Linked DNA regions of Mus musculus: regions 1, 2 and 3 are each linked to region 4. Evidence: chromatin loops called from intact Hi-C (ENCODE). Cell type or tissue: left cerebral cortex. All regions are shown on one strand. Links, peaks and the distances in the headings refer to the core of each region. The heading gives the core; the rest is flanking DNA.

Region 1 (7,484 bases), core at 891-5,890, 130 kb before region 4:
TTATTTTCACATTTACCAGATCGAGTCATTCTCCTGCTCTGCTGGATAAAATCTGACTGAACTCTGTTGTGGAACTGGGTACCTCTCCCTGTTTCACCTTTCTGCCCCATAAGTTCCTACCTTTCTATACACTCCTTGGATACTATGAATTAATTATTCACTCTAACACTAACACCCAGAGGTATTTGTAAAATACGGGTTTCATTTTTTTAACTGGGGTAAAAATAGGAGTAGCTTAGATAATGTGGGAGCATGTTTCTCTTTATAATGCCATACCATGACAAGCCACTTCCAACAGATACAGCAGCTCCCAGTGAGAGACTGGAAACCTACTGCTGTGTCCCTGGAATGTGGGGAAGGCTTTCCTGTGTTGCTATAGCACTACATCTACCTTAGAGCAGCATGGGAGAGAAGAGTACAAGGTGAAGGCAAGGTCCAGTCCCTCTAAGGACATCCGTGGTATTGATACTTGACATTTTTGCTTCTTTCTCATTGGCCAGAAGCTAGTCACATGTACCGCCCCAGCCCCCAACCCCCAACCCCCAGTTGCTAGGCAAGCTGGACTATTTGCCTTAGTACAGGTTCTCTATGTTTATTCTGGTTACTATGGATGAAATGATACATAAATAAATAACAAAGACTCAAGTGTGAATTTATGTCTTCTTGTCATTTTCTGTGCTCAATGCTCAGACTGTACACAAAAGGGTAGTCTGAATTTCTGGGAAGATGAAGTTTAGTTTGAAGACTTTGGACCAGGTGTGGTGATGTATACCTGTAACTCTAGCACTTGGGAGGTAGAGACTGAAGGATTAGGGGTGCAATGGCATCCTTGTCTGTGTAGTGCATGATAAATCTGAAGATATCCTGTGTGGTGTGAAACCCTTTTTCAAAAAAGCCCAGGAGCTGGAAAGGTACATAAACGTGCACACACACAGAACAATCCAAGACAGGAAATAGAAATACAAATCTCGAAGCATTAGGTGTATCTGTGTTGTCTTATAAGTATGTAGACCACTCACATTTTTCCTTGTATATTTTACATAAGCAGATGTAGCGTGTATCTAGTCTGCATGTACATTTTTGTGCTGCATTTACTGCCTAGTTACCCAGAATTCTTCCTCTACTTATTGCCCATTGGCTGCAGCACTGCCTGTCTTGTAAAAGGAGCCCGCATATCCCTGCCTTTACAGAGCCTTGAGTGTACCTGGGAGGGATAGATAGGGACTGTTTGCTGGGCGGTCCCATTTCTCCTTGTCACTTTGTTCTCTTCCCTCTGCTATGATGTAAGATCTAGAGCCTGTTTTCAGTATGGTGGCACCTGCCTTATGTCAACCCTTATAGAAAGATGGTGGCATGGACTCCCTATAGAAAGGAGAAAAAAAAAAAGGGGAGTAACAGATGAAATGTACTTATTATTTCCTATTCACAGCAAGTTAACCCAGAACCAAGAAGATAGAAGGTACCCAGCAAATGTTTGCAGAACCCACTTAGAGCGCTCGGCATTCTTTCTTGGGTTCTTGAATGGCAGTGTGGGTGTAATCTCTAATGAACTGGGGAATCTCTCACATATTGTGTTTAAAAATACTATACTTAATAAAAAGTGAAGTGAATTCTGAACTCAAGGAGAGATGACTTTCTACCAATGTTCTCATCTTACTCTAACTTTGACTTTTTAAATTTTTTTGACATTTTTATTCTTTGTTTTTATGAAATGTGAGACAGGGGGACTTTTTAAAAGCCCTTGATCCTTCCCACCTCCCTAACCAACACTCTCTCTCTCTCTCTCTCTCTCTCTCTCTCTCTCTCTCTCTCTCTGTCTCTCTCTCTCTCTTATAGTTGGGGGAAGGGAAAGAAAATGATCAAATTATACAAAAATTTTATTTAAAAACCTAGACTTTGTGTTTATTAGATTACTATATTTCTTATTAAAGTTTCTGCAAAATAATCAAATTGAAATCCTGTGTACTAGGAGTGTATCCTGTATAGTCCAAAAAATGTCAACCTTCTTTAGAAGACACAATTCAAAAGTTAATTCCCGGTTTAATTTAGAAATGTGTCTGACTTAATCAAAGCTCTACATCAGTGGTTCTCAACCTGTGACCCCTTTGGGGGGGGGGTGATGTCAAACTACCCTTTCACAGAGGTTGCATATCAGATATCCAGCATAACAGATATTTATACTATGATTCATAACAGTAGCAAAATTACAATTATGAAGTAACAACTAAATAATTTTAGGGTTCAGAGTTACCACAACATGAGAAGAGCTGTTTTAAAGGGTGGCAGGGTTGAGAACCACCTTTTTATATAGTCATATTTTTCCCTTTGATACTTTAAAACCTGTAGTATGCAATAACGCCGTAGAATTTGAGGACTGTGTTAAATCCAGGCTATTAATTATACTACTGCTATATTACCAAGCACTAAGGGTCTCAGTTCCTCTGCCAGTCATATAAGAAGTCTGAATTAAAGCAGAGACACCTTCCAGTTCTCAGTCATGCCTAAGATGAATAACAGCAACACAGGGGCCAGTTAACCAGGCTCTAAAGAAAACATGAACAAAAGATTGGGAGTTAGTCTAATTTTCCACAGGCCTAAGGAGCATGACAATGGTTGTTGATCTTAGACTATGTTGGGAAGTTAATTAATGTACCTTTTAAAGTAATATGGAGTGACTTGGGTGTGGGAGCAAACTTGGGTCAATATGTGTGGTGTACTAAAAGGTTATATATGAATCATTGCTTATTAGAATGGTTGATATCATCCAAATTAATAGCTAAATCCCCAATGCCTAAATGATTCATCTTTCATGGTGTGGCATGTACAAGGCCTCAGATGAAGAGAGTAAAGATCTGCTCTCTGCCAGAAAGCTGTGTCCTTGGGGGAAAGGGATAAAGAATAGTTTACATGGAGTATTGACCTATAAGCACTCAGACTTACGGAGCATTCGGCTTAGTGTGTTAAAATCATAGATGATATATTATTTAACCAATTAATTAGGTCTGACTCTGATCACATTTGCCTGCCAGATCTGTGCTTATTTAACATGCTTCAATGTAGAAAATGAGTCTTTGGCAAGCAGAAAGAAAAACTGTGGAGCCGCAGTGGCTGAGTGAGTCAGGTCCTAAGGCTACTCCAACAATCTTCCTTAAAATTCCTGTGAAATACATACTGCAGGACAATGCATCTCACAGTGTAGAGGGTGGCTCTGGAGTCCTAAGAACCCACAGTGAATTAAAGTCTAGACTCACTCATTTGTCAGTGGAAGGGGAGGAGGGAGAAAGAGCAAATCAGATATGCCCACAATGTTACCGAGGTACCAGTGAATCAAGGATGCTCTCGCCAGGCTGTGCGTAGTGAGGAGGGCGATGTAACAGCCAAACAGCGGCAGGAGCGTTGTTCTCAGAAACAGTCACATAAACAGCAGCCAGAGTAGGCCGCCTCCTTCTGAAGCGGCAGACTGCAGCCTGATGAAATGCAAGGCTCTGAGGTTTGAAAAATCTCTGGGGTTGAGCATGGCTACTGTAAAAGCCTCGCTCAGAAACCCTGATGATTTGAACAGGCAAAACTCCGTGTTAGCAATAGCTTCTTCAGGAAGAGAAATGCTACCTTTTCTAGATTTCTGCTAGTAGGCAGCCCCCTGAAAGAAGATCTCAAATTACCTGTAAGAAAAAATTTAAAAGGCAGTCAGAGAGAACAAAGTTTTGGCATGCCTGCAAAAACAGCAATGTGTAAAACCTACCTAGAAACAGCAGCTAAGTGTTGATTTGCCCATGACTCTTACCTGGGAGTGGAAGGTGGGAAGAAATGGACAGTGGCCGTGACGAGAAGCCGAGGCACGGTGCCGCTTGGTGAAGCCACGCTCTGACTGCGTTCTGCCACCTCTTCATGCAGTGCTGCGGGCTGGTACATCGCCGGCGAGTACGGGTGTCCTATGTAAGTTTCTATTGCTGTACAGTTGTAGCTGGGAGCTGAAAATGTAACTTGTGTCCGTCTGGTTCGTGCTGCTGCTTTTGGGTGCTTTAATCCCCGTGCTGAACCAAACAGAAAATCAATCATTTGTGCCATGAGTTGTCAAGGCACCTGAGGGCTACAATACTCTGAGGTCTTTCTGGAGATGTTTCTGTGTGTTTATCTTTTGTTCTTGGTTACTTTAATAAGGTTGGAAATAACTTGTAGAGGAACTGGTTTGATGTGTGTATGTGTGTGTGCGGGGGGGGGGGGGGGAAGGGGGGGTAATCTATTGTCTCAGATATCAGTATCAGTTCAAACCAGTTGATACACTCTTTTGCTTGGAGTTTTCATATTTGAATCCTGGCATGAGAAAGGAAATTATTTTCTAGAAATGAATTGCTATGGAGTTTGTCAAATTACAGACAGCCACAGTAGCTAATGTGAAATCCTGTTTTGAAGAGCTTCAGAAAAAATAATAGTAGATGATAATCATTTGATGGATGACACAGCTGTTGCAATACCGCCAGCCTTTTCAACGGCTTTATCATCCCCTGTTTCTCTGAAACAGCCCTTATTTTATGGACCTGCTGTGTTTTTTTTTTTTTTTTGCAAAATGGCTGTCTGAGTATTAAATTCTAAAAGGCAGGCTCTTACAAATACTGAAGTAGCACTGTTGGAGAAGGTTGGATGTTAATTGAAATACACTGCACTGCTATGCAAGCAGAAAGGCTTGGAGGAAGCCCTGGCTTTATTTTCATACGCCGCCGCCGTCTGTGTGCAGTCGCTTTATTTTCAGGGAAGGCTGTGAAAGAGAGCAGGCGATTTATGCAGGCTGGCCAGACCGCAGTGCTGAATGGCTTCACACTGCCTTGAGATTCCTGGATGCAAAACAAATGGAAAATTGACAATGAACACTAATCAATTCTTAAGGGTGTCACTAAGGAAATCTGTGACCTTGGGAATTTGGCCAGTAGATGAGATTCATCTGAGACCTCAGGACAAACAAGGTCAAAATCTGCTACATTCTCAAGCATAAAGTTGAAGATCGGGGCTAGGAGGGACAACAGGATCATTGCATTCCTATAAGATTTGGAAAGATCTCCCATTATTAAATAAATAGATAAGAGATCTAAAAGCTCCCTTAATTGAACCGGCTTTAAAATTGTTATGTACTCTGTGTTGTTTGTGTTTTGAATGCAACAGCTGACAGACAGGTCAGGAGTAAATGTAGTTGTGAGGTAGCCAGACAAGATTTTTTTAAGGATGACATCTGCAGAGATGGATGGTTTTTCCCATAGGAAAATTCATTGATTTTTAAATAAGATTTGGAAACAGGTGCCACAAACTTTTTTAGTGTGTAAAACTGCCTAAAAATGAAAATCTTAAAATAATGTCGTTAAAAATGCCTGTTTTCATGATTAATGAGGACTCTGACTTGTGTGGCTTTCTGTCTTTCTGTTTGTCTTCTCTATTGGGAATTAGAAGAAATCTATTCCATTTGCCTAGTTTGTCAGGGGTTTCTGAAATATACTCTCAAGACTATGATTTATATTTGGCTTGTTTCTGCCCCTTGTAAATACGCATGAAAATACATAAAAAGAACAGACACTACAATCTGTTTTTGTTATTTTGGTTTCATTTGTTTGTTTGTTTGTTTGGAGTCATGAATAAAAAGTACGACACTTGTTTCTTTATAATTATCAAACTTTTTACCCTGTACTTTGAGTAAGGACCCATAACAATATATAGCATATGTATGTTTTAAAGACATTGGAAACCCATATACCTTGGTCTAGTGTATGATTTTTTTTTTTAGAATATTTTGTGGCTATCATGCCAGTATTAAATTCAAGCATATATATATATATATATATATATATATATATATATGCATATGAGTTAGATATCTATTATATATAATTATATATATTTGTGTGTAAAACACTGTAAATTAAAAGCATGTAAATAAAATGTCATATGTGTGCAGTTACCCATTGCATGACTGCATTTCACCCAGTGACAGATTGCATGTATCATAGAGGTCTAGGCACATTAGGATGCATGGTGGTTTACACATCTTAGTTTGTACTGGTATACCCTATGGCATTTGTACAGCTACAGGATTGATTGGGGATGTGTCCTCAGATAGGATATCCATTGTTAAGTTGGGTGTGTGTGTGTGTGAGTGTATGGGTGTGTCTTTCTTCAATCTTCTGGGAGTTTTTTTTTTTTTTTTCCTCTTTTTTAACCATTTTCTTTTTAGGATGACAGCTTTGTTAAAGGTTCCTCCCACTCTAACCTTGTCTTTTAGAAAGAACAGTAACATTATGTGGGCAGCAAAGAAAGTTTTATACACGTGCCACCATCCTTCATTTCTAGCATTTTACCTTTCATAGCCGCTAATTTTATTTAGCTCTCTTTCCTCTCCTGTTCAACATTGGCTTGATATACCCAGAACCTGTGCTGTGCACAATGAGTGCCGTCTATGGGATAGAAGCCCTGTTTTTCTCTAGAAGACTCAGTACATAAGTCTCTAATTTGACATTATCATTTATTTTGGGAGCTTAGTCCTCATTATTTTGTTTCTACGTAAAAGTAATTTTTTTGATCTGACTTATACCTTACAGGCAATTCCCATATTTATCTAAATTGCCTTGCTGATTTATTAAATGATATGAAAAGCTGTCAATGGAATAACTTATTAATTCAAACATAGAGAGCTCTAATGTGAACTTGGAAAACATTGACATTTACATCCTTTGGAAGAAGGGCTCAATTGCCATTCTAAGTGTTTAGTTGGGGTTCGGATGGCTTTCCAGGATCATAAGTTCCATATTTGTGAATTTCACAGCAGGATCAAAAGTCTTTGAAAGAGGTTATGTGTGTGTTGAACATACACAGTTCTCTCGTTACTCTTTTACAGTCCAGCATAATAACTACCAACATTGTATTGTATTGCTACATGTTGATCATCTAGATGTGATTTAAGTGTGTAAGAAAATGGGCACAGGTTATATTCAAGTTTCATCCCATTTTATATACGGGACAAACTTCCATCAATATTGATACCCACAGGTGCTGTGGATACTAGGCAAAGGTTATACAGATTGAATGTACCTTGTTGGAAATGCTTAGGAGTAGACTTTTTTTTTTTTATATTCTTAAGTTTTTTAGGTTTTCGAACATTTCTATACATTTTTTCCTGAATAAACATAGTTAATCTGAAATTCTGAAATGCTTCAAAATCTAGATTCAAAATAAAGAGACGGGTAATGGGCAAATCAAACACATAGGAGAGCTGATGCTAAAATTTCAAGTTGCTTACGTTAAGAAATGTGGCCAGCACTCAAGTCAAGAGACCATGCACCAGGGTTAGAGAGATGGCTCAGCAGTCAAGAATGTGTACTGCTCTTCCAGAAGACCCGAGTTTGGTTCTCAGCACCCAGGTCAGGCAGGTCAAAACCACCTGCATCTCCAGCTCCTGGAATCTGATGGTCTTCTGGTCTCTTCAGGCACCTGCACTCACAGGT
Region 2 (7,484 bases), core at 1,652-6,651, 180 kb after region 4:
ACATGGTAGGCAAGGTCTTAAAATTGAGGTGAATCCTCAGTCTTACCTGGTTCTTCTGATACTATCTTCACCGGGCACAACCTAATTACAGAACTATCCTCAAAGAGAGCAGGGCACGGCAGATACTCCATGAAGATGACGAGATTAAAGAGAAAGGAAGGGGCCTGGGGCTCTGCCGTCAGGAAAGCATCAGGACCTCAGCTTAACCCCAAACCTATGCTGGGTTGAAAAACAAAGCCAAGAGTGGGAGCAAACCCCAACCCGGGAAGCTGGTGAGCTCCCCGCCAGAGAGAGGCTTTGTCTCAAAAATTACATAACCAGATATTACTTTTCTGCTTACACAACATAAATGTCACTTTACAATCCTGTTTCCACCTAGTACATGAGCAATACTGACAAAACATATTGGTTAAAAATCTTAAAATCATATTCTTCATATTGTCCTATTCTCGGATTTTATAAAAGACATATATGTTTAATTGAGTTAACCACAATTAATAAACTCCTGGGGTGGTGAACGGAAAGTGTGCCTCCATGATGCAGCTTCTATGAGCTCATCACCCATGATGGGCTGGGATTTTGTTTTGCAGTGCCTGTTCAGAGCCAGCCACTTTCCAATAAGCACCTCTCACCCTGGCTCTATAAGTATGCCTGATAAACTCACTGGCTCACTCAATAAACATTTTAAGAACACATGTAATTCTACAATGACTTAGCAGGTATCCTCATATCTGAACGCATCTTAAATGTACAATCAGTCGTAATCAATATATCTTGCTCATTATGCAAGTAGGTTTAAGGATTGAATGAAGTTCTGTATATATTTTTATAATGAAGCCAAGAGGGCTTAGAAACTTAGCCTAAATACTAATATTCTAATACGTTTAGAAGCAGAAATCCTAGACTCAATCTAACCCCATCTCTTAACCTTAAAACAACTTTCATAACTTAAATTTCTTATTTATGCAACTGGAATATTCACACATGTTTAAATCTCTGTTCAATACAGTGCTATTTTGAGTATAAGTATATTATGAATTGCAGTAACATCATATACTTAATTGACATGTTCCACTGAAATGTTGTCAACATATCATATAGATGATTATGATTTAATTGAACACCTAATTCTCAAATATATTTCTTTAACTCTTTCGCTATGCTTGTTTAAAATTATATGAGAACAATAAACTCTGTATATAAGCAAGTTTAAAACAACAGACTATCCTATTATCCATGGGATTTTGTGGCACGTGGTGCAGCAGAGAATAGAAGTATGACTGCCAGGGCTGGAGAGATGGCTCAGTGGTTAAGAGCACAGACTGCTTTTCCAGAGGTCCTGAGTTCAATTCCCAGGGACCACACGGTGGCTCACAACCATCTGTAATGGGATATGATGCCCTCTTGTGGTGTGTCTGAGGACAGCGACAGTGTACTCACATACATGAAATAAATAAATACATCTTTAAAGAAAAGAAGTGTGGCTGCCCAGCACACCACACTTGCACCAACCTTCTGGAGCTCTTCAAGCAGCAGACCTCTGACATGCTGAACTGAGCCTAAATGCGTATTCACTCTGACAGTTGTCATCGACGGAGGGTGTGACAGGCGAAGCAGCAGAGTCTCAAATTTCCTTTCTGCTTCTTGTCTGCTTGAAGCAGACACAGCCTGCAGTAAGAAGAAGTCAGGTCTCGGCTTCAGTGTGTAGTCATCAGTATTAACATACTTAAGGAATGTTAAGTTAAACTTAAGGCTTAGTTTGGTTGATATTACTTCTTTCCTTTCCAAACTGTTTTACAAATGGGATGGCCTTTCTTCATTTAAGCTGTCATACCTTGTGGGTTTGGAAAGGAGATGACCTGAAAGATTGCATCAATCCTTCATAAAATAATGTTCATCATTCTAAAACCGTTGAAATTGACCACTGACTGTCCCCCTTCCTCTCTTAATATATACTTCCCAAGACCCCTTGAAATAAGCATAAAATACTTTCTCTTTCCATATAGTTTATCCTATGAACAATATTTGGAAATAAGATGTGGAAATAAGTTTTAAAATCTCAGCTCCAATAACACTAAAGAGCATTTTAGTGGATTGAATTTTGCTAAAGAACCAAAAATTTAGAAAAATATCCACGTTGCCAAGGGGTTAAGGTAAGGTGGTTAGAGCATGCAGGGATATTTTACTAGAAGGCAATCAATATTCACTGGGAATTTCTGTGCTAAGTGTGGCCAGTAACAAGTAACTAACACTCTTTTTAAGACATGCCTGCCAAACCAATGTAGTGATTTTCACTTAAGGTTGATGCCCCAAGACAACCTTCGAAAGTACTTATAACCCATTCAATTTTCATAGAATAAATTAAGCTTTAAGCTTTATTAGTAAGAATTAATTCAAGGTAACTCATGCAAAATGAACATTTTCCAGTAAGGTTCAGTGGATTACAAGCTTGTAATTCTAGCACTCAGGAGGCAGAGGCAGAGGCAGGTGGATCACAGTAAACTCAAGACCAATCCGGTCTACCTTATGAGTTCCAGTATAGCCACTACTATGTGGAGAAACCCCCCTGTTTCTTTTCTTTTCTTTTTTTTCTTTTTTTTTGAGACAGGGTTTCTCTGTGTATCCCTGACTGTCCTGGAACTCACTTTGTAGACCAGGCTGGCCTCAAACTCAGAAATCCACCTGACTCTCTAACCCTGTTTCAATAGATAGATGAAAGAAGGACAGATAGATGGATGGATGGATTGATAGATAGCTTCTAAAACTGACTTTTTAATCATTATATCTGAACTTTAGTTGCTTGACAATTATGTCAGTTTGGATGAGTAAGAGGACTGCTTAGACTCTGGTGTTCTTAACAATGAAACCAAATCACTCTACCATGATTTATTAGACTAAATTGTAACCATTTCCAATCAAACACCTGGTGGCATTTAATGAGGCACTCAAAGTGCCCTGATCACCTGAGTAAGTACAAGAGCCTGTACTTTAACAGAACAAGTGCATCTACTGTGGAAGTCTTGAGTTGTGTGGCCAGGGAACTTCTCTGGTTGATTCTGCTACCCCTTCAGTACTAAGGGCTGACAGACACGTAACACTTTCTTTTGTCTTACATCTAAACGTGAGCATATATTTATCTCCATCTCAGTAAGCATCAATGGTGACAAAAAAACCACATTGTTTTTAAAGATTCCAATAAAGTAGTGGCAAAAACTAACCACATATTCCCCTTCTTTCTGCTGAAGTTGTATCAGAATTTTGGCAAACATCTATGTACGTGACCTACCTCCTCGTTCAAAAAGCTCTCTTTGAGATAGTTTTCAACTTCAGGTCTCAAAGATATCTTTGGAAATACATACATTCTTTTGATTTTTTTCTGTTTTAAGTTGTCCAAGAAAATGTTGGGAAGCAGTCTTTATTTCCGAATTTCAGCGTTGCCAGCCAATGGACGAGCACAAGAATGCCTTTCAGTGCTGAGTTCTGGAATGAGCAGGGCCCAAGGTTTGTCGTTCTCTGGGATGCTGTGAGACAGCTCCGAACTGCGACACTGCGCCAAATAGGGCTTGGTGACAAAAAGTGTACCTAAACGCAGATCGGAAAACAGACAGCGCCTAGATCCACTCTGACATGCTATTTTCCAAAACCGCGCCCCCAGCTTCGGAACAGAAAGTCGCTTCCTGGGTTCGTCACTTCCGGCACTCGATGCCCAGCCTTCTGTTCGTGCCCAACCTGCATCTGCCAATCACCTCCCCTGAGGGTGGAGCTTTTTCTAGGAAGGACTGTGCCGGGTACATCCTGGGACTCTTGAATGCTGGGTTGAACTGGATACCTCACTAACCTGAAATAAGGGAGATTTCCATTTATTGTCCCAGTACAAGTAGCGGTGGAGGCTTCCCTCGGACACTTTTTTTTCTTTTTTAAAGACTTATTTATGTCAAGAGTATGAATGTTTTGCCTGAGTGCATGTGCTTGCCTCTTTGATCAAACCCAGGATCTGAAGGTTGTAAGCCAACATATGGGAGCTAACAATGGAACCTGGGCACTATGCAGGTACAAGTGCTCTTAACTATTGAGCCATATCTCCTACCCTAGTACCCATATTTTTTGAATGTGCTAATACCCGTGGGTACTCAGGTACAACTTAAAATCCCCTAATAGTGTTTACAACTAGCCATGAAGCTTCTAGTTAACGTGCTTTAGAGAACAAGAGTCTTGATGTGAATTCCCTGATGGTAATGAGGTGACAAGAGTTTAAAAATAACTAACCAAAGTCAGTGGGATGTTTTATGCTTGAACATGATGAATACTTTTGTCTCCAATGCCACTGGGTTAGGGTTTGCTTGTTTTGGTTTGTTTGTTTTGTGCTTTTTGTTGTTCTGAGCCATATTTCATAGGTAACTATAGAGGAGGGTTTTTGCTTGGTGTGTGTTTAATCTTTTAAGTTTTCACACTGGCTTTAAAATATATATAACTGACACACCAAGTCTTTACTAGGTGAAAATTCCATGACAAAGACACTGCCACAGCTCAGCACAGTGGTTATAAGCAGTTTTCAAGGAGTAAAAGAAAGTTCCAAGAGTTGTAATAACTTTCCACAATCTCAGAAAAAGAAAATAGGCTATAGACCAGTAAGCCAGTTTCTAAAACAAGTACCCAGTTTTTCCACAAGATCATGTATCTGTGGTCAATGCATGGGATTCCTTCCTGACTTCATCACCTGAAACTAACAGAATGTGTCTGGGACACAGGTGTTAAGTGTTGCATGACATGCCTGACAGGACATAAACATCTATTCACCCCCAAATAAGAGTGATGTGGCTGAAGAAAAACTTGACAAGTCCAAATTGAAGAAATACATTAGTTTGCTAGGCTTGCTTACAGCAGGACAGGCAGCCTCCCCTCCAGGAACCACCACACTATTTTATATGGCTGTGATATGAATCTACAGCAGTTAACATAAAACTAGTTTCATAGAGCTACCCAATATAAAAGCAGCCAAGGGGGCACAGGTGAATCAAACTCTGGGAAAGGTTATGTGTCTATGTGCACTCTATCCTTGCTGTCACCAAGCACAGTCTGACCTGGGAAGGGTAGCCTGTTCTGCTGCATTCAGGCAGGGAGAACAGGTAAATGACATCTTGGTGCAACATGGAATGCTTTGCCCAGGATTCAGAGGGCTAGACCACCCACACAAAGGAATTTCAACAGACAACTTTGTAGTAACCTTGACACTAGATATAGTTGAAGTCTTTAAAAAAATAAAGAAAACTTGAACTTGAAAGTCCATGTGGGAGAAATTTCATTTCCACATAGAATACTCATTGTTTGACATATAAAGGGCACTCCCTGAATGACTAATCAAACCTTTGTGAAATAGAAAAGGAAACTGTTGTTAAATATGCATTTGATATAAAGTAGTTCACTACTTCAGAACACTTGAACAGTGACCAGAAAACATGTGGTAAATCTGCAGTTAGTAGAGTGGAGATGTTCTGTCTAAGCAATGGAAGACTCCTATATAAACATGCAAATGTCACAGAGACTTTAGATCTTTAAAGGGGTAGTATGGGCCCCCAAGCAGGGACCGGTGGGAGAAATAAATATGATGTGATATCATCATTTTAAGTTTGGTTATGACCTCATTTTATCTCTGAGGATTTTATTTCAGATTGATCTGGGGGACTGACTTAATTCTGGATTCTACACTTCTCCATTACAGGAAACTTCTTTTTCTTTCAATGCTTTTCTCTTGTATGAGTGTGTGTGTTTGTGTGTGTGAGTGTGTGTGTGTGTGTGTGTGTGCAGGTCCAGATGTACATATGTGCACATATATGTGGAAACCAGACATTGATGTGCACTCACAATTACTCGCAGCTTTCATTTTTGGGATAAGGTCTCTCACTGAATCTGGAGCTGGCTGACTTAACTGGATTGACTGACCGGCAGCAAGCTCAAGGGATCTGCACGTCATGTCTCTGCCTCCCCAGAGCAGGAATTACTGGCTCACACTCCTGGCTCAGCTGGATGATGACGACCATGATGATGATGATGATGAATCCAAGTGCTGGGCATCTAAAAATCAGGTCGTCGTGCTTTCATGGCAAGCACTTTACTAACTAGAATTTCTACTTAGTCCCATTCATTTCTTTAATTGTTTATTTTTGAAGACAAACATCCCTATTTAGCCCAGGCGCTTCTTGATTCACAATCCTACTGTCTCAACCTTGTGAGAGACAGAATTATAGGCATTTCTAACACCCACCCCCTCCTGATAATCTTAAGAGTTCTGTAAAGATAACGTAATATCTTTGCATATCCATTTAGCCACAAATCTAATCCTGTCAATACAATATTCAGCTTTTCTAATACAATTGGCCTCATCTGAGAAACTACAAATTAGAACTTACAGTGTTTGGAAAGCCAAATGAATGAATAAATGAATAGAATCTGGTTCAAAATGCTGCCAGAATTAAGCACACAAACGTTTGGACTGATTCATCATTAGTTCTATAAATTATAATCCACACCTTACTGGGATTTCCTCATTTCTCCTGCTGCTATTATGAAACACTAAGGACTAAACTCCCTGCAAGCCAGACCTCTCTGAAGACTTAGCAGTCCAGCTACTACAAGCCTAAATACCAGCTCTTTGGTCCTGAATGTGTACTTAACATTTGAGAAAGAAACAAAACAGTAAAGATTCTGAAAATAAAATGCTTTTAACTTTAGAATATGGGGCTTATCAGGTTGTTGAGTGAGTAACTTCTTAATTGTTAAGAATTTTACTAGAGATCTAGACTGCTGTGGTTCATATTCCAGTTCTTGCAGCCATGGGCAAATTATTAAAGTTCTTATATTTCATTTTTCGGATCCATTAAGTGGATATAATATTTCATACTTTATAGTGTTACTACAGACCAAACAAATTACATGAACTGACTTAAAGAGTGTAGGAAAAGGGCAACCTTCACTACGTGTTAAGATATGTTTATACCCATGTTGGAGGAATGGTTGTCAAGAGTCTTCACTCTGCAAGGAAGAACTAAGTGACCCAAATTCAAACAGATCAGGAGTTAACTCGTCTATGTAAGGGAGGAGTGCAGATTTCCGGGTTTTTAATGGGAGGTTATATAAATGTGTAATAGGCCTCGCCCTAAGTACAAGATTGTAACAAAAGGCAGGGTACATTGTTTATAAAGAGGAGAGGACCATGAGCATCGCACAAAATGGGTCAGCTTCAAAACCATCCTACAAAGGGTATTTTACAAACCACTGTGCCTTTCCTGGATCCAGGAAGACAGTAAGCATGTCTCCAAATGATAAGCACAAGGTGACAGCTTCCAAGCACCTGTTGGGAGACTCACTGGAGAAAACTCTGGGGAGGCTTGCTATGGTGATCCCAGAAGTACAGAGGAGAGAAAAAAGCCACACTGCTCACATATGAGCAGAGTCATAAACTTAAAGATATTTTGGTCTAGCAAAAA
Region 3 (7,484 bases), core at 1,642-6,641, 170 kb after region 4:
GCTCATGCTGATGCTGAGCACTGACAAAGGCAGGGCCTGCTCCACTCCCATTTTTCTCCAGAAGAGCTGCCCAATATGCCCAGTATATCCAGTACTGACACTGTCCCCAGATGACCTGTTCTACCTCTGTTCAATTTTACTACTGGCAGTGGAGCTGCTGGGAACAGGAAGGCATTATAGATAGTGATTCATATAGACAAACACTGCATCTGAGTGGCATGTTCCATAATTATCAGTGGGAGAGAACTTACAAGTACTGCAGAGTAGCCAACAGGCTTTTTCAAGAATGGTTACCTTTTTTTTCCCACCAGAAAAACAAACATGGTTCAGCAGTCACTAGAAACACCATTGGAAACGAGAGCACACCATTAGCAAGCAACTAAAGAGGGCACTCAAAGCAAGACATCACTGTATCAACCAAGCATTGTAAGAAGAAGGAAATCAGGTTGTAGCCATTTGCAAGCTTGTTTTGTCTTAGAGCCTGACAGCCTAACTATCTGTTTGTTTAGGAGAATTGACTTCGTTCATATAGAAAGGCCACGCCAATGTGACACTGTTCAGAATGTGGACTCCGGAACCCTTCTAAACGGCTCAATTCACAGTGCTTAGTGCATGCATGTCAGCAGTCAACCTCGGAGCAATGGTGCTCCACAGCTCTCCAAAACCAAGCTCAAAAAAACAGCCGAAGCAGGCCCTCACTTGTTCAAGGCTGTATTCTACTCAGCGCTACCAACATCCAAATATGACTTACAACTAATTGTATATCAGTGTGGCTTGAACAAATAGAATTGAAACATTTAGTTTTGACCATAAATAGTCATACGTAAGTTATACTTCAGGTTTAATTTATTTTGTTAAAATTTATTTTTTATATTTGAATTACATTAAAACTAAACTTTTCTTTGATAAAATGAGAATGAGAATGATTGAAAAAACAACTCATTTGATTTTTTATTAAGATAAGCATTGTTCTTTAAAGTTTAAACAATTAAAATGTAAAAGGACGGATAAAATTCTTACCCAATTACAGTGTGATCAGTCACTCACCTGGGCTTTTGCTTTGCTTTGCACTGCTAAGGGCCAAACGTAGGGCCTCTTGGCAGGTCAGCAATGCACTCACCACTAGCTTCATCCACATCCTACTGCTTTGGTTTTTAATCTATTTACCTTTTTGACCAAAAAGGAGCTCTTTCCAAAAATCATTGAAATATGGGCTCATTTTTTCCAGCTGAAGTCATGGAAATTTTTATATAGTGTAACAAAATATGCCTTTTCACTGTTTTGAGCTTTTTGAACCACAGACAGGAATTTATTCCTCCCACAGAGTTCAGTGACATACTTCAGATCAGGTAACCCATTGAAGATATCTTTGCGGCTCAGTTCAGAAATTCCGTTTCCGAGAAATACTTTAGTTCCATCAAATTCTTTGGCTCCTTTCTTACATTTGCCGTTAATATCAGAATACACGGAAATAACATCTCCAGCTTTCATAACTAGAAAGAGAAGAAAATCAAACTGTTAACCTGTGCTTTAGCAGACAAGTAAAAATCCTTCAAGCTAAAACGGTTATCTGTAGAAATACCAATCTGGACAAGAGAAAAGACAAACTGGCTCCTTATGTCAGCATAATCCTCAGCAGCCGCTAAACGCTGAGCCTTTAAAGAGCCCCTAACATCTACCTGGACACGTACGTACGTTTGTTTGTTTGTTATGTTTTTTTCATTGAAAATACAGACATGGGATATCATTTGAGATGTAAACAAATAGAATGATTTTTAAAAAATCACTTCCTGGGCTTTGATACAGTTACCATCCTATGCTCGCTATAAACTGCCTCATGTGTACACATTTTCTAGAACTGTATAGAAAAATATATTGATAAAATTTATATTATTAAAAAGAAAATACAGAAATGGTACTCAAAACATACTATCTAAATCTTCAACAGGAGGCATCATTTATATGACTTATTTCCGCAAAATCTAATACTAAGTAAAGGTTGCTATATAAATCTTAGTATCATGACTCAATACTCAACATTTAAGTTGCCAACAAAAGGAGTCAATAAAAGTGTATACTAAAAAAGAAACCAGAGTCACGCCAGGCCATAAAGCAATCGTTTTCCAGATCATCATACACAGGATGGGTGAGGTCCAGGAACTGACCAGGTTTGTCATAGAGCCAAGTCAGTGCTTCCTGACTCGAGCCAGTAAGGGTGCACTGCAGCAGTTTAGCACAAGCAATTCACCATTATCAGAGCGAACCCAAGAAGAACGCCAAGTTTAAGCCACTGTCTGGGATTCTGGAGGCCACCCTCATGAATGTCCTGAGAGGAGACAGAATTGAGGTTTTAAGGTAGTGAAATCAGGAGTATTAAATGGAACTTCACCACCTTTTATAAGAAAAATAAAATGTGTCTGTGTGCACATGTATATCCATGCTTGGGCCATGTGCATGAGGGTACCTATGCTGTGTCACTGCACAATTCAGTCTCCTTCACTACCCTTCTATGCTCTGTATTTCTCTGTTCCCTAGAGAAGTCCTATCATCTAAGTTCTTCTGTGGAAAAGCAAACAGTGACAGAAAGGTCTATGTGGATCCTAACTTGAAGCTGCTGGTCACTTTACCTTCACTCAAGAGCAGAGAGCAGTAAGTAATGCTTGCCTTCTCCACCCCTACATTTCCAGGATCCCACGTCCTAAGGGATGCTGCCAATACCAGGCAAGCCTTCCTATTCCAATGGTCATTATCATGACAATTTGCCACAGATAAGCTCAAAGCCATGGGACCTAGACAATTCCCCACTGAGTCCCTTCCCAAGTGACTCTGCACTGTGTCAAGCAAATAGTTAAAACTGTTATTATAACATTTATTTTTATAGGACAAAATCCTCCATGGAAAATTCTCAGGAAGTATCTAACAAAGGCAGATTTAACGTATGTAAATTTCCAACCCATCACGTTCATGAACTGTAGGGTGTCCTCAATCTTATACCTACATTTTGAAGCTGACACAATTCCTGGAACATAGACATGGGCCCCTCTTAACACTGCATTGCCACACTGTGCGCCAACAATCACTTCACCCTGTTGTCTTTCTATATTCTTCCTAGGAATGTTAAAAAAAAAAAAGAAAAAATTACAGAATAAATATCTTTCCAGTACCATAAGCTTGCTTGCTTGCTTTTTTTGTTTTGTTTTTTGAAACAGGGTTTCTCTGTATAGCCCTGGCTGTCCTGGAATTCACTCATTAGACCAGGCTGGCCTCAAACTCAGAAATCCGCCTGCCTCTGCCTCCCAAGTGCTGTGATTAAAGGCATGTGCCACTGCCCAGCACCATAAGCTTTCTAAAAGATTCATTAGACATATTAGTGGATGGATATGGGCAATACACACAGTATAAATATATAAAACTTTAAATTAAAAATATTATTTAAAGAGACTTTATATGCATAGCCTGTTAAGTCTTGATTTTCCTAAATAAACCACAGAGAAAAAGCTTTGAAACAGATATAAATAGAATGGCAGTTTACACAGCAAGAAAGAAAAGGTAAAAAGAATAGACACTGAAGAAAGAAAAAAATAAATACAGGAAAGATGTCTCATCTGGTAAAGGCAGCTGCTGCCTGAATTCGATCCACATGGGTCCATGAGAAAGGAGAAAGTTGTCCTCTGACACCCACTCGAGTGTACACACACACACACACACACACACACACACACACAGAGAGAGAGAGAGAGAGAGAGAGAGAGAGAGAATAAAAAACTGAAAAAGAGGGCCCTCTGGTGGAAGGAAGGAGTGCGGCATGAAAAGCTGCGTGGTCATTTAACAGGCAGTACTGTCTTCCTAACAGCATTAAGAGAGAGGAGACAAACAGAGTGGGAAGACAGACAACGTATGTTAGAAACTATTGGCAATGGGCCTCTCTTAAAACAGAGTTCAAGTCCAGGGCTAGCAGAAATCTCTGAACAGTAGATCATCATGAGAGTTAACTCTGCAGATCTGTTTACACAACTCTCAAATAGTCACTGCATCACTTTGACAACAATGATAGAACTGTCTTGTTTTTCATAAAGTAAAAAGAAAAAAAGCCTACTGAAATTCTGCTCATCATCCTCGGACAGGATCCTCAGCAACAAAATGAACCTGAGTGTGCTGAGGCATGCCTACAACCCCAGTGCAGAGAGGCTGAGGCCAGAGGACTGAGCCTTGGAAGCCAGGCTGTGCTGGACAGCTTGTCTATCATGCATACCTCATACTGTACGTGAGGAGAAAAGCAGAGACAGAGACACAGAGAGAGAGAGACAGACAGACAGACAGACAGAGACAGAGAGACAGAGAGAGAAACTAAATGAAAGTAAGATTATTAGTTCAGAATGAGAGACAGCCAAAAGCTGAACCTAATCAACAGCAATTTTGCATCCATATAAAAAATGTAAACCAAATGGCCTGTGACCATCACCTACGGCAGTCACTGATTCAGAACTGAGCAGAATCAACCTGGGTTGTCTGGTAGAGTAGAATACAAGAATGTTTTCCAAGCTAGTATACATCATTCATATATATATACACACACACGCGCGTGCGCCCATGTGTGTGTGTGTGTGTGTGTGTGTGTGTGCAGTTAGTATTTCCATTGTTTTATTACTATCAAAGTATTTCAAAGCTTTAGCAACATGAGCATTTTCATATTTACCATAACACGTTTAAATACTTTATAGCATAAATAAGGTCCTTCATGTGCTACTTGGGAAAGGCATTCTTATAATATGGAAGCCTTTTTCAACTTTCAAAAATACATCTTCCATCTTCCAAATATGTAAATGAGGAGAATCACATCTCACATATATATTATGTCAACCAGTAAATAGACATAATTGTTCAGTATAAAATTTTATGAACCCAATTATAAAACACAATACTTATTTAATGTAACTCGAAAATCGTTTTAATCCTGGAATCTCATAAGAACTATAGATAAACAGGAGCTGGGAAGATGGCTCAGCAGTTAAGAGCACTTGCTGCTCTTGTAGAGGACCCAGGTTCAGTTCCCAGCTCACGACCATCTATAACTCCAGGTGATCTGATGGCCTCTTCTAGCCTTTGCAGGTACATGTACACAGTATATATTCATATAAGCTGACATATATACATAGTATATATTCATATAAGCTGACAATTACTGTGCACATAAAATAAAAGTAAATCTTTTTATAAAAGAAACATAAGTAAACAAAACGAAGCGTCTAAAAAGTAAGAATGAAGTCCATCACTACACTACACAGATGGAAGATGCACTACTATCAAGGTCATCAGATAGAGTCCTGGTCCTGTCACACAAGATGTGATGGAGCATGAAGTATGTGATTACAAATCTGTGACTTTTGGGTTTAGAGAGTCTCTAAAAATGCAGACAATACAGTCAACAAGCAAACATCTTGGGACGAGTTTTAATTTAGGAGAAAAAAAGAGAAAAGGAAACAGCCACAAACCTTGGTCCAGTCATGGGGATGAGCAAGACATCCGGGAGGGCTGGATGCTGAACAACAGGAATGCTGGATTCACCAAACTGCTGTTAAGAACAAACACACACAGTGTCAGAGCACCCAGTGCAGGTGGTACACCTCACAGGCTTCTCTGTGTCACCATGCACACAGTGTCAGAGCACCCAGTGCAGGTGGTACACCTCACAGGCTTCTCTGTGTCACCGTGCACACAGTGTCAGAGCACCCAGTGCAGGTGGTACACCTCACAGGCTTCTCTGTGTCACCGTGCCCACAATGAGACAGCACCCAGTGCAACAGGTAAACCTCACAGGGCTCACTGTGTCACCACCTCCTACTGTGGGCAACTTGATTTAGGGCTATTCCAACATACTTCATGGAATGCTGTAACATTAAACACATTTTTAACTATTTCTTCTCTGAGTCAGTATCATCCTGATGTTAGTGGGAAGAAGTGCTAGGGGCTGGACATACTAGCAAGTGCTGAATTTTGAGTTAGAATCTCCCTATGTTGCCCACACTTGCCTCAAGCTTTCAATTCTCCTGTCTCACATTCTGCAGGGGCTGAAGTTACAGGCACAGGTTACCACACCCAGCTCGGACTTCTTTACAGGATTTAATTCTGTGTACTGTTCAATTGTAAAAACACAAACCATGTTTAAGTGACTTACTCTGATAGTTACATGCAGGCACCATTTTCTAAGCTGGGTACAGTGGTGTGCATCTGTAATCTTAGCACTCAAGACAAGGAAAGATGACCCTGAGTAAAGGGAACTGAGCTATCTAGTAAGAGATGCCGGATCAATCCTAACTCATACGCACAGAGAGTCATTTAGAAAGTTTCAGAATAGGATGTTAAAGATATTAGTCTGTATTGTGAAATTACTAAATATGACACATACCACCAACATTGCACACCATGTTGATTTTACTGATATCAAAAATACTTTTATTAGAAGGTCAGAATTTTCAAAATCTATTATACTTAGCTGGTTAGACTAGAAATACATGCAGGGCCAAAGAGCTACTGGCACACCTCACCTGACTCACTGTGGGCATCTCTAATCCTACAGATACACTACAAGTTTGAGATCAACTTTCGTACCAGTGTTCATATAATGTAAAATTACCAATCAACATACACCAGGGTTATTTTTCCTTGAAAATGTGTTGCTGAATATGAACAGGCCTATTCTAATGCAGGCTGAATTAGACTAGGCACCCTCCAATCATCATGATAAAGCGTAGATGGTAGGTAAGAGAACAGGCACCAAGTATAGTTTCTGGGAGAAAATATGCAAATATCTGAGAAGTTGATGCCTGAAGGCTCTGCTTTACCCACTTACTAATTCTCCCACAGTACCTGAACGAGTAATAATAAAACTCATTGTGTCACTTGGAAGAATCCACACCAATTAGAAGTGTGTAAAAGTGAGAAAAAAACTCCTTATTTTAGTTCACCAAGCCAACAGCTCTCCTATTCCTCCCAAAGGACATTTCAGACTATGACCACACTCAGCAGATCTCTCCTACTCCTTCCAGAGGATACCTCAGACTATGACCACACTCAGCAGATGACTGACGGGCAAGCTGAATGGCAAACCCTTTCTCCCTGGAGTCAAACCCTTCCCTATCCTTCTCTGCTTCATCATTTGATAAGCATATAGTGAAACTATTGTAACGAGATGTTCCCAAGTAGGAGATGAATCTTATCACACATTTCTGCTTTACAGTACAAAAATTATTTTACATAGAGACAAATCTGTCATGTCAACATTTTTCTCTTCCTTTTCCATCAGAAAAAGTAAACCTGATATGAAAAGACAACCATGCAAGTGACTGCCCCACATAGCAATACAAATGAACTGTTTTTGCCAGGCCAAGTACATTGCCTGATGTCATTCCTCTACCCTTTATTTTTAAAGCAATAACAAAGTAAACATAGGTCACCAGGCTTGGCAGCAAGCACCCTTACCCACC
Region 4 (7,484 bases), core at 889-5,888:
CAGAGAGGGACTGGGGTGCCACACCTGTACCATGTTTGGTCCAAGCCAGGAAACAATTTGAGTGGAATTTGGTATTGAGTTGGTATAGTCTTATGAAGGAGGTTTGCAGTCTCCAGGTGGAGAATCCAGGTGCCTCTAGAAAACCTAGAAGTTAAGTTGGTTTTGCTCAAGAACATTGCTTTAGATTTCATAGGAAGATTCCTACAGCTGTAGGTGGCACCACTTGAGACTCAGGCTGCTCCTCTCAGGCAGGCTTAGAGCTCTTATCATGTTGACTTTAAAGAAGAAAGCACAAAAATGATCAAGAATGGTGATATAGGGGATAGTTAGGATTGTGAAGCAGTCAAAAAAGCAAATTTCACACACCAAAAAACTCAAGGAAAGGATAGTGTTTTGCTTTTGTATTTATTTATTTATTTATTTATTTATATTAGGTATTTTCTTCATTTACATTTCCAATGCTATCCCAAAAGTCCCCCATGCCCTCCCCCCTCTCTCTCCCCCCTCCCACTTCTTGGCCCTGGCGTTCCCCTGTACTTAGGCATATAAAGTTTGCAAGACCAATGGGCCTCTCTTTCCACTGATGGCTGACTAGGCCATCTTCTGATACATATACAGCTAGAGACACGAGCTCCGGGAGTGTTTTGTTTATACACATAGGTGACAAACATAAAAGCAGAAAGAGAAACTGAAGAGAAGATACAACCCTAAATCATTCTGAGTTAATGAAGTTTTCCTGTAAGCATTAACACAGAGTTACAATGAGATTTCTGAAAATCAATATAGATGCTCCTGAGATGCCCTACTGGTAGACGTTAGGCTCAACTTGCATTTTTGATCTGTACAATTGGCAATGTGAGTGTGAAGCTAGAGAAGAATACGCATAGGTGAACATATAGTGTGTCTGCAAGGACAGATGCTACAAGCAACCAACTCATCAAGGAGACATTTTATAATGAACCTGTTCAATAGTTATGGAAATGACTGCCAGATGTTTTCATCTCAAGACGACTCCAGGCACGATGACCCAGAAAGCTCATATGGTAGGGAAGGCAAAAGCTTAACTGCATAGATACCTTCTCTCTGCTGTAATTTGCTGCTCCCAGAAGGAAGAAGGTTAAGTGTGATGAGTCCGTTAGAAGTGTGTCTTTCAAAAATGCAGGAATTCTGGACACTAAACCTTCTAGTATTTAACAGTGTCTATCTTGGGATGGGAGAATTCAAGGACATGGCCATGTTTCTCTTTCCACAACAGGTATATATGTCCCTTATAGCAACTATTTTGTGAGTTTATACTCTTAGACATAGAGTGAGCTCCTAAGAAGAGCAGCTCAGTCTCATTTTAGAAAATAGAGGTTAGTGGATTGCTGCAAATATTCAAAAGATCATGAACAAATATTGGTGAAATGATTTCTAAAGACTGCTGAATTCTTTTCTTCTGTTTTATTTTATTTTGTTTTGTTTTTCAAGGCAGGGTTTCGCTATGTAGCCCTGGCTGTCCTGGAACTCATGTTGTAGACCAGGCTGGCCTCAAACACACAGAGATCCACTTGCCTCTGCCTCCTGACTTCTGGGAGTCTGCTAAACTCTTTAAAACTGTAAACACCATCAAAATTATTATTCTGTGTAAAAGTTAAACTTGGTCGCTAGCAATGAACTTTTTCAATTTTACTTCTTTTAAAAGAAGAGAATGAAGAAAGCAAAATTTTGTGTCCTGGGAACATTCTCTTCGTGACGTGATGAGCTTCTTAATGACAGAATCTCTGTTTCGAGTTTTGAATTATTTATTTATTTAATGTATATAGCTATTTGGTCTGCATGTCTGTTTGCCTGTGTACCGTGTGAGTGCTGATGCCCAAGGATGCCAAAAGGAGGCAATAAATCCCGTGGGACTCAATGTACAGATAGCTGTGAGTAGTCATGCCTGTGCTAGGAATGGACCTGGGATTCTCTAGAAGAAAAGCCAGTGTTACAAAGCACTGAGCCATCTCACTATCTCTATTTAAAAATAATAATGATGATAATGAGATTTTTATAATGGCAAATCGTATTAGCTTTTATCATTAATTCATGAATAATTTCATGCATATATATGATTGATTGTTATCAACCCTCATACACACCCTTATAACCTCACCAATTCCCTCTTGCCCATTGATGCCTTTCCTCCAACAAAGCTCCCACATACCTTCATTTCCCCCTGCCTCGCTGCCTGACCTCCATAAGTGTGTGTGTGTGTGTGTGTGTGTGTGTGCGTGTGTGCGTGTTGCACTGAGTTTAGAGTTGCTCCCTTGAGCATGAGTCTGGAGTTATTTACTAGAACATGGGCAACATATCAATTGCTAATGAAAGTGACATATCCCTCCCCCAGTGACCATTACCTTCTCCTAACTCTTTAATGGATATAACCCTCACAAAGCCCTCTTGAATGAACGAGGAAATAGTGATGAGTCTAGTCCTTCACAGTGCTAGCACAGGTAGCCATATTTGCAATGAGTTCATTAGCAGTTGGTTGTAATTAATGGAGAAACTCAAAACTGATTAACATATAGAAAATAAGCAACTTTGAAGTCCTGAATCTGAACTGAGGAATCTGGACGCATCTGTATCACCACTTCTATGGCTCAGAAATACTGGACAAGAAGAGGGAGCAGAAAAAAAAAATGTAAGAGTTGGAGGATAAAGAAGTTTGCAGCGAGACTGGTGTTCTGGCTAGACATGGCGATTGCACCAATGAGAGGCTTTCTATCTGCATTGAGGTGTCAACTGAACCTTTAGCACTTTAAATGCCCAAACTGGTAACAAAGGGAGCAAGGCCCCCATGGAGTCTAACTGAACTTGATTATTTCCCAGTTTGGTGCTACAGATGTGAGAGGCTTTGAAACATCAGAAATCACCTCTGTGTTGGGAGATTTGTTTGTCCATTTTATATTTTGCTTCAACCAAAAATTATTGCAAAGAATTTCTAAGCCCCTGACACAGTACATTATCTTCATAACACTATAAACAGGCCATTAATTTATGTCACAATACTGGGTTGGGGTGCAACCAGTTTCTATTATTATGTAGTCCCTGTCTTACATATTTTCTAGCTTTTGGCTTCCGGAAATCAGTATTTAGTTAAGTGGCCAAAGGAAGTGAAGTGGATGAAGAGGTTCCTACTATCATTTTTTTTAATTAATTAATTTGTTTATTTTGAGTCAGCATCTCATTTCTTAACCCAGTCTAGTGAAACATGATCCTTTTGCCTCTGTCTCCTGAGTGATGGCATTAGAGACACCTGCCACTTTGGCCAGCCAAAATTTAGATGAGGCTGGACAAAGTAAGTAGTCCTGTACCCTACTTTGATAGATGCAGTCTGTTTTCAAACTGTTTACTTTCTAAAACTTGGCAATATGTATTTCTTCTTATGGAAACATTAAAAATATAACCCCATTCACCCAGGAAATCATATGGCCCTTTCTTAAGCCCCAGCCCCCTTATCTACAGGAAGAATTTGGACTTGATTATTGTATTCTGTGAATGTTAACATGCTAGGAAATCAACAAGGCTTTGAAATGTCTCTCTATATATTCCTATGACAATTCACATACCTATTTTAGTCATGGTTTCTCACTGCCAGAGTCATTTTGAGCTCCATTAAGTCCATCGCTTTATAAAGCTATGATGACTCTATGCCCTAATTAAATGGCCATATCGCTCTGTCTTGCATCTTGTTTCTACAGACTAATTCTAGGTAAGACGAATGGGCGCTTTTCGATCTGTGCTGTGCAATATTATATGCGATGGTTATTGTGATTATATGAGTTGTTATTTATGGCATAGCGTGCCTTGTTTTTGGCAGGGAATGGGAAATGGTTTCTCAATGAGAAGACAGTAGATTTAGTCTTTGGGAGAGGGCTTCATCTGGAGCAGAAGCTGACAGGCACACCATGTGCCTGTTACTATAGAATCTGAGAGACCCTCCCAGCTGTTTACACTTTGGATGGAAAATGGCAGTCTGACTAAAACCAAGAGTGTGATGCTGGCATCTGCAAAGAAGCTTCTTATGGAGCATGCCCAGTGCACGGAGTGCATCCTCCCTCCCCTCCTCCCCCTCCTGATCTCTAAAGATAAAGCTTGAACTTTATACTTGGAAATTTCAGGGCATAGTGGGGTTTGGGGGGGGGGGTGTTTGCTTGTTTACTTTTATTATGCTAAATGTCCTCTTGAAACTAATTTCTTTTAACAAACCCAGTGCAGAGAAGAGAATCTTTAAGAGCGATATAATGCATTGAGTTTAAACAAGTTGAAGACAGTCTCTGCACTTGCACCTGTCTTTATTTCGAAAGCAATAGAAATTATTAGATTCTGTGTGAGTGTGTGTGTGTGTGTGTGTGTGTGTGTGTGTGTTCCCTCTTGAGATGGGAAAATAAGAAGATTCTCCTCAGACAGAAGTCTGCTGGGGCTGGGAGTGAGAGCCCCAGAGGGAGAAGGGGACTGAGAAGAGGGGCTTCTTAGAGCATGGATAGCAAAGGTGCTAGGATTCTCCAGGGCTCCGCGCGCTCCGTGGATCTGTGCCCTGGGCTGCAGCTGCGGAAGATAAAGGCGCTACCCGGCTCATGAAGGCCACCTGGATCAGGCTTCTGAAAAGAGCCAAGGGAGGAAGGCTGAAGAGTTCGGACATCTGTGTAAGCGAGAGGGCTTTTTGTTCCGGGGGAGACAGTGTTTTCTTTGCTTTTCCGTTGTTGCAGCAAGTGCCTGCTGAGAAGGTGGTTTGATTTAGTTAATACGCTCCTGATTGCATGAGAGGGAGCTAGGGAGATTCCAGACATTTTTCTGAGCTCCCTTTCCTGCGCTGTAATTTATTGCCAGAGGAAATCTCTCAAGCAGGTGTTGTCGCCCGTAGCCAGCTCTCACTACATATCTGTGTACAGGTATTTTTAAACATGTCCCCGAACGAGGGAGGGGAGCAGGCTGGAGTGTCTTTTACCATATTGTTTGAGAAGGTAGCAGGTGAAAATGATGTAGAGAAACACCCTTAAGATGATGGTGGGAGTTGTATCACGGCAGCAAGATTACAGAGGGTTGAAGTTTGTAACTCATAAGACTTCCTTTGATGCGTTTTGTTGGTCTCTGTGGGTGTAAATACTTGTTCCAGCCCTCAGGCTGGTGTTGGAGTTATCCTTGAAATGTATCAATGTCCTTCAGCTCTGCACTGCACCGCACAGTTGGTTTAATGATAAAAGAACTGGTAGAGGCTTCCAGAAAGGATACTTTCTGGTAAATGAACCTGGGGAAGGAATGGTGTCTTGGTCCACACAGCTTACCTTAATGAAGAATGTGCAGGGCGAAGGGTGTTTTTTCTAGGTGGGTTGCTGCCAAATGGATTGTTTTCTCCCCTTTTCAGGAATTTACAGCCTATTCCAGGAAGCAAACTGCCACGCCAGTGAGGCTTTTCCAGTGCACCCATCACTCACTGGATCTATTTAACAATATACATTCTCCTCTGCAGGGTTCGGCAGACTCCTACACCAGCCGCCCATCCGATTCAGATGTGTCTTTGGAAGAGGACCGGGAGGCAGTACGTAGAGAAGCTGAGCGGCAGGCACAGGCACAGTTGGAAAAAGCAAAGGTAAACCCACATCTTTTGGGGGAGGAAGGGCACGGTGCCTGGAGGGGCCTGCCTGTGGATGGATCCCCTGAATCTCCTGCCTGATCCACTGGAGTACACCATCAGCTGGCTTAACACGGGCATAATTGGGGGAAATGTGATATTAATCTTTAATCTTTAATGTTCTCTAATCTAAGCAACTCATTTCCGTGGTGGGAGGTTAATTTAAACACAATCAAAAGGATCTCCAAATACACAAAGAGGAAAAACTGCATGTAATACCAAAATATTTAACTTCATCTTGCCAGTGAACCATCTCTGTTTACAAAACAGTATAGATGCTAATGTTTATTTCCCCAGCCTAAAACAACTGTAAAGTACACCTACCTCATAGGGGGCTTACAGTGCTCTCCTGCTATGTTTATTTATGCTACTTAGGCAAGTGAAAGCAACAAAGGATTTCATTAATTAAGCTGACCTCCCCTAGGGAAAGTTTTTCTTTTTGTTCTATGATGGAGTGTGTGCTCACGGAGGAGCAAATGAAACCCTGTTCTGCAGTCTGCAAGGAGTACATCCCAGGCTGGACTTCACTCAGGCTAGGAACCCGTGACAGAGCTCACTACCTTTAGGATAGGAATTTTATTATCTTCTGCAGACATTTGAATAATAGCTCATTTGAAACCGTAGATTGTTGCCCACAATCTGTGAGGGTGTCTTGGTTTGTAACCTCTGAGTGAACATATTTCAAAACGCTTACTGGTTGTCTTTAAAAAAAAAATCACTACTAGGAAAAAGAATAAGTAGGGCATTGATCTTGCTAGGAGAAATCAGGGCATTATCACAAGGTTTCTGCCTGTTGCCTAATCTCTAGGAGGAGTAAAATCTATGTGTGTTGCTATGGGAATGGCGGCTTGGCTTGAATGCATGGACAGACCTTGTGTAATATTCATGGCCTCTAGAACAGCTGCTGTCGTGGCGTGGTTACCAAGCTACTGCTGGGAGACCTTGACTTCTAAAAGACAGTACGTCTGCATTAACAGCTGGCAGGATCTCAGGGTCTCACAGCCTTAATTGCTAGACAGACCTTAAGAACATCTGTAAGAGAGGGCTCTCTTTTCTGGCGGTGAAAAGTGGAAAGCAAAATGGAACCTGGTTGCCATTATCTTACCTGTTCACTGCCACAAATTAGCTATTGGAAGACACTCTAAAGCCAAAGCTAAAGAACTGAGAATAATGGATGCTTGGTAACATGAATATACCACAAGGGTACACTGTCACAGATGTGTTTTGTGGTTGCCTGGTAACATCAATGTACCACAAGGGTACACTGTCACAGATGTGTTTTGTGGTTGCCTGGTAACATCAATGTACCACAAGGGTACACTGTCACAGATGTGTTTTGTGGTTGCCTGGTAACATCAATGTACCACAAGGGTACACTGTCACTGATGTGATTTGTGATTCAGAACCCAATTCCACATTGTATCTTTTGCACCTGAACTTAAAGAAAAGTCAAGGAAAAATTAGCAGTGTTTATTTCAGAAATAAAATGGTTCTGCTTGCAGCTAATTTAGACTCATCAAATTTAAACTGTTTTCCATGGTCAGCCTTTTTTTTTTTTTCCTACAACCCAATATGTTATAGATCTGACCATCAAATTTTTTAATTGTCCTTCCAGGGTATTTCTGTCTGTGGCTGTGCCCTGTTAAGTCAGAGACTCACTGCCTTAGTTACAGAAAAGTCCAAGTCGTTCACCCCTAGTGTGCATGAAATTATGGCTGACAAGTCGAGGCAGGTTCACAGTCCTTGTCTCCCTGCCCAAAGAGACTCTAGATGAAACCAAGGTTAAATACAAAACGGCAAGAAAGACCATTTAAAGCAAAGGCAAAAT

Evidence for each region. A loop is a pair of places that touch in the nucleus more often than their neighbours do. Peaks named below come from ENCODE experiments on the same cell type or tissue, not always from the same donor. Only the 100,000 strongest peaks of a DNase experiment are listed, where the experiment ranks them.
Region 1: it touches region 4 in a loop (3-fold over the local background); 2 of 42 quality-filtered maps call a loop at or near these places.
Region 2: it touches region 4 in a loop (2.2-fold over the local background); 2 of 42 quality-filtered maps call a loop at or near these places.
Region 3: it touches region 4 in a loop (2.1-fold over the local background); 4 of 42 quality-filtered maps call a loop at or near these places.

The regions. Positions count from the first base shown.
Region 1 is chr2:14,735,828-14,743,311 of GRCm38, forward strand. All of the region lies in intron 2 of Cacnb2 (calcium channel, voltage-dependent, beta 2 subunit), which reads left to right. It overlaps Gm13269 (a long non-coding RNA gene), which reads right to left. Exons shown (of 4, transcript XR_374014.3): 3 at 3,785-4,832; 4 at 2,905-3,662. Among named protein-coding and RNA genes, the nearest start is that of Gm13269, 27 kb to the right of the region's middle. In left cerebral cortex, for the core only: no CTCF peak of the experiment used is centred there; DNase peaks (open chromatin) are centred at 3,360, 3,854 and 4,802; H3K4me3 peaks cover 2,746 bases; H3K27ac peaks cover 2,335 bases.
Region 2 is chr2:15,045,636-15,053,119 of GRCm38, forward strand. Nsun6 (NOL1/NOP2/Sun domain family member 6) reads right to left here and starts at 3,677. Exons shown (of 11, transcript NM_028950.5): 1 at 3,287-3,677; 2 at 1,513-1,668. The coding sequence starts at 3,361. In left cerebral cortex, for the core only: a CTCF peak has its summit at 3,646; a DNase peak (open chromatin) is centred at 3,702; H3K4me3 peaks cover 1,354 bases; H3K27ac peaks cover 928 bases.
Region 3 is chr2:15,036,735-15,044,218 of GRCm38, forward strand. Nsun6 (NOL1/NOP2/Sun domain family member 6) reads right to left here. Exons shown (of 11, transcript NM_028950.5): 3 at 5,493-5,572; 4 at 2,999-3,108; 5 at 1,340-1,493. Among named protein-coding and RNA genes, the nearest start is that of Nsun6, 8.8 kb to the right of the region's middle. In left cerebral cortex, for the core only: a CTCF peak has its summit at 3,821 (motif pointing left); a DNase peak (open chromatin) is centred at 3,792.
Region 4 is chr2:14,869,276-14,876,759 of GRCm38, forward strand. It overlaps Cacnb2 (calcium channel, voltage-dependent, beta 2 subunit), which reads left to right. Exons shown (of 14, transcript NM_023116.4): 3 at 5,495-5,614. Among named protein-coding and RNA genes, the nearest start is that of Gm13269, 110 kb to the left of the region's middle. In left cerebral cortex, for the core only: no CTCF peak of the experiment used is centred there; DNase peaks (open chromatin) are centred at 3,914, 4,722, 5,225 and 5,496; H3K4me3 peaks cover 1,763 bases; H3K27ac peaks cover 1,482 bases.